2 separate regions of the Homo sapiens genome follow, and region 2 is linked to region 1. Evidence: read pairs that join two places in POLR2A ChIA-PET (ENCODE). Cell type or tissue: MCF 10A. All regions are shown on one strand. Links, peaks and the distances in the headings refer to the core of each region. The heading gives the core; the rest is flanking DNA. Region 1 overlaps LOC105373262 (a long non-coding RNA gene). Region 2 overlaps SDCCAG8 (SHH signaling and ciliogenesis regulator SDCCAG8).

What was found. Peaks named below come from ENCODE experiments on the same cell type or tissue, not always from the same donor. Only the 100,000 strongest peaks of a DNase experiment are listed, where the experiment ranks them.
Region 2: POLR2A ChIA-PET joins it to region 1 with 8 read pairs; 3 of 35 experiments call an interaction of 5 or more read pairs at or near these places.

The regions. Positions count from the first base shown.
Region 1 is chr1:244,278,789-244,283,186 of GRCh38, reverse strand. The region is part of intron 1 of LOC105373262 (a long non-coding RNA gene); the gene reads left to right. Among named protein-coding and RNA genes, the nearest start is that of SPMIP3, 72 kb to the left of the region's middle. In MCF 10A, for the core only: no CTCF peak of the experiment used is centred there; DNase peaks (open chromatin) are centred at 2,156 and 2,766.
Region 2 is chr1:243,445,406-243,449,803 of GRCh38, reverse strand. All of the region lies in intron 16 of SDCCAG8 (SHH signaling and ciliogenesis regulator SDCCAG8), which reads right to left. Among named protein-coding and RNA genes, the nearest start is that of MIR4677, 100 kb to the right of the region's middle. In MCF 10A, for the core only: no CTCF peak of the experiment used is centred there; a DNase peak (open chromatin) is centred at 2,243.

The DNA of each region.
Region 1 (4,398 bases), core at 168-4,167:
AAAAACATTATAGAATAATTAGGGTTATTGTAAGAATTAAACGAGGTAACATGGCACAAACACCAAGAATAGTCCCAGAGACTCAAGAGATGCTCAACAAATGGTGTTTATTTTCATTTTTCCCTTAGGGTTAAATATCATTGAAATTGTCATCTATGCACTAAGTTATCTTCCATTTGGGCAAATAAGCATTACGCACGCATGCACACACGTACATAGACACACACACGCACACAATCTCTCGCATGTAAAGTTTACAGGCAAAGAATCATAGACTATTAGTGCTCGAAACTACCTTGAAAATCCCTGAGTCCTGAGCTATGCTTGTGAAGGTGGGGCCTGGTGAGGTGACGTGCTTGGCCAGGGTTGCACGGGCAGAAGCAGCGTAACTTGTCCTTGATTCCAAGTCACACCATGGTCTCCAGAATTAGTTGTGGGATGTCTTGGGAGTGTGATCCTATTCTTTGGTGGTCAATATCAAGAAGATCAGCTATGTCTTTGTGGCACCAGAGTTTGGGATGGGGCACTGGGCTGGATGCATTTTCTGGCTGACCCAGAGTGTCTGATATAATTTTTTTTTTTTTTTTGAGAAGGAGTTTCACGCTTGTTGCCCAGGCTGGAGTGCAATGGCGCAATCTCAGCTCACTGCAACCTCCACCTCCCGGGTTCAAGTGATTATCTCGCTTCAGCCTCCCAAGTAGCTGGGATTACAGGTGCCCATCACCACCCCCGGCTAATTTTTGTATTCTTAGTAGAGACAGGGTTTCACCATGTTGGCTATGCTGGTCTCAAACTCCTGACCTCAGGTGATCCTCCCGCCTCAGCCTCCCAAAGTGCTGGGATTACAGGCGCGAGCCACCATGCCCAGCCCTGTCTGATATAATTTATTCCTCAACTATTTTGGGGATCATCATATGTCAGGTCCGGCCTCATGCAACTCTGAGCCTGGTAGCAGGGAGATTTGAAAAACATCACATTCCACTCTGCTGTGCTCCATGATCAAGGTTTCCTCAATTCTGTGGGGCTTGGCAGGTGTGGGGGTCAAGGTCCTTACTTATACCAGTTAATTCGTGGGAGACACAGAGAGTAGGGTTTGCCTCACTCTGTGTGTGCACACACATGTAAATTCTTTCCAGCATGATTGCCAAAACATGGATAATCCAACTTCCACTTCTTTGACTTGGTAAAAGAGAACTAGAAACACAAAAAGGTGAAATAGAAATTGGTCAGGCGCGGTGGCTCACGCCTGTAATCCCAGCACTTTGGGAGGCCGAGGTGGGCAGATCACCTGAGGTCAGGAGTTTGAGACCAGCCTGGTCAACATGGTGAAAAACACAAAAATTAGTCAGGTGTGGTGGCGGGCGCCTGTAATCCCAGCTACTCAGGAGGCTGAGGTGAGATAATCACTTGAACCCAGGAGGCAGAGGTTGTAGTGAGTCGAGATCGGGCTCAAGCAATTCTCCTGCCTCAGCTTCCTGAGTAGCTGGGATTACAGGCACCTGCCACCACGCCCAGCCTGTGTCGTGACAGAGCGAGACTTCATCTTTTAAAAAAAAAAAAGAAAAAGAAATAAAGAAATCACTGGATAGTTGGATAGTTGTTTTTTTTTTTTTTTTTTTTGTTTAAGACGGAGTCTCGCTCTGTTGCCCAGGATGGGTGGAGTGCAGTGGGGCAATCTCGGCTCACTGCAAGCTCCGCCTCCCGGGTTCATGCCATTCTCCTGCCTCAACCTACCGAGTAGCTGGGACTACAGGCGCCCACCACCACACCCGGCTAATTTTTTGTATTTTTAGTAGAGATGGGTTTCACCGTGTTAGTCAGGATGGTCTCAATCTCCTGACCTCGTGATCCACCCGCCTGGGCCTCCCAAAGTGCTGGGGTTACAGGCGTGAGCCACCACACCCGGCCAATCACTGGATAGTTCTAAGTCCATTTTTATAAAAAGCCTAAACATATTTTTCCCTCTGTTTCCTATCTCTTCCCTCTGATTTTCCTTTCTTTCTTTTTTCCCTGAAAACACTGCTGATCCCCTAAAGATAATATCTTTTCTCATCTCTGCTAAGCAATTGTTGTCTCTATCTAAACAGGTACAGTGTAAACAAATCACGACCAAACATTACTTAAGGGCAACATCCTTCTTGCTCATCTCTCCTGAGTCTCTGCCAAGTGAACCAAAGAACACAAACAAACTGCACTCCCACTCTTTAAAAGTCATGTTTATTTTCCTTGATTTTAAAATTACTCCACTCATTATGGAGCATTTGGAAATCACAGAGAAGAAAAAAAAAGTCACAAACTCTTATAATCCCACAAACTCTGGGGTCATCTATGTTAAAATTTTAGTCTTATTTTTAAGTCAAGAAAAGGGCACTTATAAAAAAAAAAGAACTAATACCAACAGTAATATTCTGAATTTTTTGTCTTTCCTTGACCTTATAGCAGAAGGTTTTACCCAAGTCATTAAATGTTCTTTGAAAACATAATTTTTAACGGCTGCATATTATTTCCTCATTTAGCTCACCCTTAATTCATGTAGCCGGATCACTGTTGTACCTTTAGGTTTCCAATTGTTCAATGTTATATGTCATTCTGTGATAAACACCCTTGTACACCAAATCCTGGGCGAATCTCCGAGAAACCCAGATGTCAGTTGAGATCATGACATTCCAGGTGACATTGTCTCAGAAGCTCCAATTCTGGTGGAAGCCACAGTCATCCTGAAGCTTTCTGCCAATTGATGGGGGCGTGGCCTGCTCAGGGCTGCCTTCTGCTCCTAGACCATGTCGATCCTGCCATAAAACGGAGCTCCTTCTTTGGATTTCACAACAGGAAATCACTCACAAGAAGCAGTACTGTGTTTAGAAGACACTGCTGAAGATTTTGGGGGTCCAGAGATGGTGCCACTTAGTGATCCTCTTCCTCCTTCCCATTTCTACTCTCCACTCTCTGGTCCTTCTCCTGAGTAATGCAGAGCGGTGACCGCATCCTGGGCAGTGGCAAGGCCGCTTGACAAGCAGACTCTTAAGCGTAGGGCTCATTTCCTACCCAATCATTGACTATAGCATCTTTTTCTCAGCAAAAAATTCGGATGCCAGCGGTTACGTTAATTCTCACACTTAGGAGAGATTATAGCATAGCAGGAGAATTACTAGGTCTAACAATATGAATACGAGACATTGAAAAATGTTTAAAACCAAGGATGAGAGATGTGTGGATAAGAAGAGAAATAACAGCACCATTCGTTTTGATGTTATTGTTTTAGAGACAGTGTCTTGCTCTGTTGCCCAGGCTGGAGGGCAGGGGAGCAATCATAGCCCACTGTTACCTTGGACTCATTCAAGCCTTCCATCTCAGCCTCCTGAGTAGCGAGGAGTATACCACCATGCCCAGCTATTTATTTATGTATTTATTTATTTATTTTTGAGATGGAGTTTCGCTCTTGTTGCCCAGGTCGGAGTGCAATGGCATGATGTCTGCTCACCACAACCTCCGCCTCCCAGGTTCAAGCAATCCTCCTGCCTCAGCCTCCTAAGTAGCTGGGATTACAGGCACGCCCCACCATGCCCAGCTAATTTTGTATTTTTAGTAGAAATGGGGTTTCTCCATGTTGGCCAGGCTGGTCTCGAACTCCCAACCTCAGGTGATCTGCCTGCCTCGGCCTCCCAAAGTGCTGGGACTACAGGCGTGAGCCACCGTGCCCAGCCCCAGCTATTTTTTTTATTTCTGTAGAGATGAGGCTTCGCTATGTTTTCTAGGCTGGCCTCCATCTCCCAAAGGGTTGGGACTATAGGATTGAGCACAGTTGTTTAATTGTTAACATTGCCAGACTCCAGGATCACCATTTTAATGTGAACAGCCAACTTAGCCCTAGGGGCTGGGCCCAGGAGTTACATTTACCTATTAACAACCTGAGAATTGTTCATTAGAAAGGGATTTATAGAAATAATGCTGCACACCTACAACCATCCGATCTTCAGCAAAGCTGAAAAAAACAAGGAATCAGGAAAGGACTCCTTGTTCTCCCAGCACTCTCCTTGTGCTGGGAGAACTAGCTAGCCATATGCAGAAGACTGAAACTAGACCCCAACCTCACACCATGTACAAAAATCAACTCAAGACGGATTAAAGGCTTAAATGTAAAACCTGAAACTATAAAAACCTTGGAAGATCACCTCAGAAATACCATTCTGGACATAGAACTTGGCAAAGATTTCATGACAAAGACATCAAAAGCGATTGTAACTGTATTAGCTCATTCTCACGCGGCTATGAAGAAATACCCGAGACTAGATAATTTAAATATAAAGAAAAGAGGTTTAATTGACTCATAGTTCCACAGGGCTGGGGAGGCCTCAGGAAACTTACAATCATGGCAGAAGGCACCTCTTCATAGAGCAG
Region 2 (4,398 bases), core at 313-4,312, 830 kb after region 1:
TCTAGGCAAAAGGCCAAAAGGAGCCCAGGACTCCATGGTCCAGTCGGGCCTAACAGGAGGTAACCCTGCTAGTGAACACAGAGGCATAATTCAAAATGAGAACTACGAAATGCAACACTAACACTATGTGTTAAGGGCCATGTGGAAAAACTGGGGCACTTCCAGACGTCGGTCACAAAAATAATGATTTTAAAGTGGAAGAGATACAGAAGTTAAGTATATTTGGTTTGAACAAGAAATGATAATGTGTTTCCAAGGATCGTCTTCCAAGGGCTGTTCTGCCTGGCTATGTGAAAGAAGAAACGTGTTTCCCAGCCTCAAGTCTATGCTATCTCCTTCATCTATGATACAGAAATCACTAGCAATATGTAAAAAGCCAAATTTAGCTGATTTTTTAAAAACAAAACTGTCACAAATTTTGCAACTTACCAATTATTCTTTAATGTATCAGCCACTGGGGGAACCAAAAGCTTGGAAAATATATAATTCATTCCAAATGGTTATCATAAAATTTGTAAAGTCAGAGTCATTTATGTAACTGCTAACAACCTTAGCAAGTCGCTCCATTAAGCATGACCTACAAACCTTGAAAAATAAGGATCAACTAATAACACAATGAGTTGTTAAATAGCCTAAGTAGAGCCAGGCAGCCACTCCAGTTATAATGAGATCAAAGCATATTTAATAGTGTGATTAACACTTACTGAGTGTCCACTGGATGTGCATCATTATACAATAAAACTATAGATTTTTATTACTTCATAATAGTAATTAGACACACATATAGTGAGTAGGTTTTCCAAACATGAAGATATACATGAGAGGTTATAAAATATTTTTTAAATGTTGCACATACACATCAAGTTCTGCTTTTGTCTCATTTTTACCCTTCTACAATTTTAGGAGATAAAAAGGATGATAAAATATGATGATTTTTAAAAAGAAGATAAAAAGGACTACAAATTCATTTAGTAAATGCCTTCTAAGGGCCAGGATCTGAACTATAGGCAAGAGATACAAAGATGACCAGAGTATGGTTTCTGTCCTTAAGGAGTCACAGTCTAAACAAGTTGGACAGTCAAAGAATAATTATAATGTCCTGTACATTTGAGCAAACTGCTGTCTGAACGAAGTGCTGAGTAACACAGAGAGTGGCATTAAGGAAGCCTGTACTGGAGATGATGGCTGACCTGTGTCTTGGGAAATAAGAGGTCTCTAGGCAGGGGAGGAAAAGGTCTTTCAGGCACGAGCACCCGGACTGTGAATTCTGAGAGACAAGGGTTAAGTCTTACACATCTTTTCAACCCCAAAGCCTACCACAGGCCCCTGTTACCATTGTTAGAACACAATACATATCTGAAGAATGTATGTATGTAGAGTGAAAGAACTATAAATAAAATAAATACATGAACAAACACCAACCACCTCTCTACTTTTATTCACACTTGATTCTAGATTCCTGAGAAGAACGGAACAACAGAAAATCCCTTTTCAGAGCTCATGAACTATAAAGAAAAGATGTTTACTCTCCTTGTTTGCTACAGCCAGATTTAGTAATGGACATAACCAAGCCCTGGAGGACCTGTTTCTGTCTAAATCTATGCCTTGACAAGGTCCCAGAAGCCTGGATGAACCACACCTCAAGCTTCACCTGTGGATGACACCTCCCATTGTTCAGCAATGCGGGTGCCTGCAGCAGCTACAGCCATGAGCAGCTCTCCCAACCCATGAGTTAGGAAGCAAGGACTCGGGAATCCTGCTGCACACTATGCTATAAGGGAAATAAAGCCAAAATAAAAGCCACGGTTGGGACAGGAAGGGTGAAAGATGATCACAAAGCCACGCAGAAACTATTTAGCTCCTCTAAGAAATGCCACAGGAAGCCATTTACATGCTTAGTTTGGTGACATGTCTCCAAGAACCACCCCACAGGGAAGTTTGTAGCTCTTCACACCATATCCCCTTACCCTTCTTTGTAAAGTTTTAAATGTTTACAAATATTTTTATTTATATTATTTGAACTATAACTTAAATTTTAAAAATGGTTAATAATTCTGAAGACTTATCAATGCTTTTAATATCCTAATGTACATTCTGACTCTCTAAAAAGTACATAGTTTATGCAGTATGTTCCAAAACTAAGATATCATGCAAACCTTTTTTTCAAAGACTATCTGTGAAGGACGGATTGTCTGTAAAACACATTTGCAAAAGTGCTGCCCCACCCCTTTGAGTCACAGTGTAGCAAAGGAGTAAACAGGCAGTTATGTAAGATAGTGTGTGTGTGCGTGCGCAGGCACACACACACTATAATCACCATCTTGATAGATACTAAGACCTAATTAAGGAAGAAAAATAGAATGGATGCTCAGATCCCCTTCCTCCCCCAAAATAAAAGGAAAAGTGGAAGGATTATATTCACCCAATTTAGAGAGAGAATAGTTGTTCATTACCTATTGATTTGTTCATTCCTCATTTAGCGATGAGACTTAATACATTCATAATGCCTTTTAAGAATGAGGCATGGTTTTTTTTTTTTTTTTTTTTTTTTTTTTGAGACGAAGTCTTGTTCTGTCACCCAGGCTGGAGTGCCGTGGCGCGATCTCGGCTCACTGCAACCTCTGCCTCCTGAATTCAAGTGACTCTCCTGTCAGCCTCTGGAGTAGCTGGGATTACAGACACGGCCACTGTGCCTGGCTAATTTTTGTATTTTTAGTAGAGACAGGGGTTCGCCATGTTGGCCAGGCTGGTCTTGAACTCCTGAACTCAGGTGATCTGCCCGCCTCAGCCTCCCAAAGTGCTGGGATTACAGGCGTGAGACACCGTGCCCGGCCAAGCATGGGTTCTTAATCCAAGAGTTTCCTAAACCCATTTGAAGCTATTTGTATTTTCAGCCATACAGTCTCCTAAGAAAGTAGTCCTTCCATGACTTTTATGCAAGGAGTCAATCAGGTCCCCATCCGAGAAAGCCTGGCTGCAGCCCCAAGCAGCCCCAACTGGGCAGCAGGTCACCTGAAAACCTGTACATGAGGTATATTCTCCAGGCTGAACAGTGGCCGATGCTTTTATTGCCAAGTAGCTATGGATGGTTTGCTCAGTATATAAAAGCTCCACTGGCCCAGCTTCTGGGTGGGGTGAGGCTGATGTTCTTAAGCCAGGAACAGAGAAAGCAGAAAGGAAACAGATAAAGTTCCCTTTCTTCTGCCTCCAAGTTGGCCTTTCTCTGACACAAAGAAAAAAATTGGTCAGGTGCAGTGGCTCATGCCTATAATCCCAATGGGAGGCCAAGGTGGGCAGATGGCTTGAGCCCAGGAGTTCGAGACCAGCCTGGGCAACAAAGTGAGACCTTGTGTCTATAAAACATACAAAAATTAGCCGGCATGGTGGTGCATGCCTGTAGTCCCAGCTACTCGGGAGGCTGAGGTGGAAGGATCAATTTATCCCAGGATGTTGAGGCTACAGTAAGCAGTGATAGTGCCACTGCACTCTAGCCTGGGCAAGAAAGACAGTGAGACCCTGTCTTAAAAAAAGAAGGAGGAAAGATAGTGCATGGAGAATGCAATGCACATTCTTCTTAACCAGTTATTATGTTATACATCTTTACTTGTCTGACTCAGGTAGTTCCTTCCAAAGTACAGTAGAAGCTCTCTAAATGGAGCACCACTTACCCTGATCACCCAACAACTAACCCTTTCCTTTTCCCTCTGTCAAACACATGAATGATGTCCACGGCACACTCAGTGCTATGGCCAATGACTGCTACTCACCAGCACAAATGGGCGCTTGTGCTCCCAACAGTTGTGCTCTACTTCCTAAAGTCAGCCATGTTTCTTCCCAAGCCTGTGTGTGCTGCTTACATAAACGTAATTCCATGTTTGCTGAATTCAGAAGTATGATTGTTAAAAAAAGAGTTGCTGATTCTATGAAAACGCAGTGGAGTGATTTAGAAGCATTCAACAAAGCTGAATTTCCACCCCCCAACACAAAAAGTTTGTCCAATTAGGTGTGCCTGAAATAAATGTAAAAGATTTGGTGGGCAAGGGCCATTAAAATAGCAAATTCTGCATGAAGGCTGTTTCCCAAGTGTCTTTATGTCCTCACTTAGTTTGGAGAAATCAAAATTGGGTGCAATAAAAGATGTATTTTGGGTGTTGTTTATCCAGGGCAAATGACATGGCATGCCAAATCAGGTGATCCTTACACACAAAAAATATGCCTCAGCCCCACATATCCATCACCTGTCATGTATTTTTTGACCTTCCAATTAACCATCCAACTTCTGGTCTCAAGGTCACTGGACAAAATAGCTTCTGGTAAACATCTGATTATTTATGTCCATTGTATATTTTCCTTTTCATCATTAGTACTAGTCCACCTCCCTATTTCTGGAAGCATATA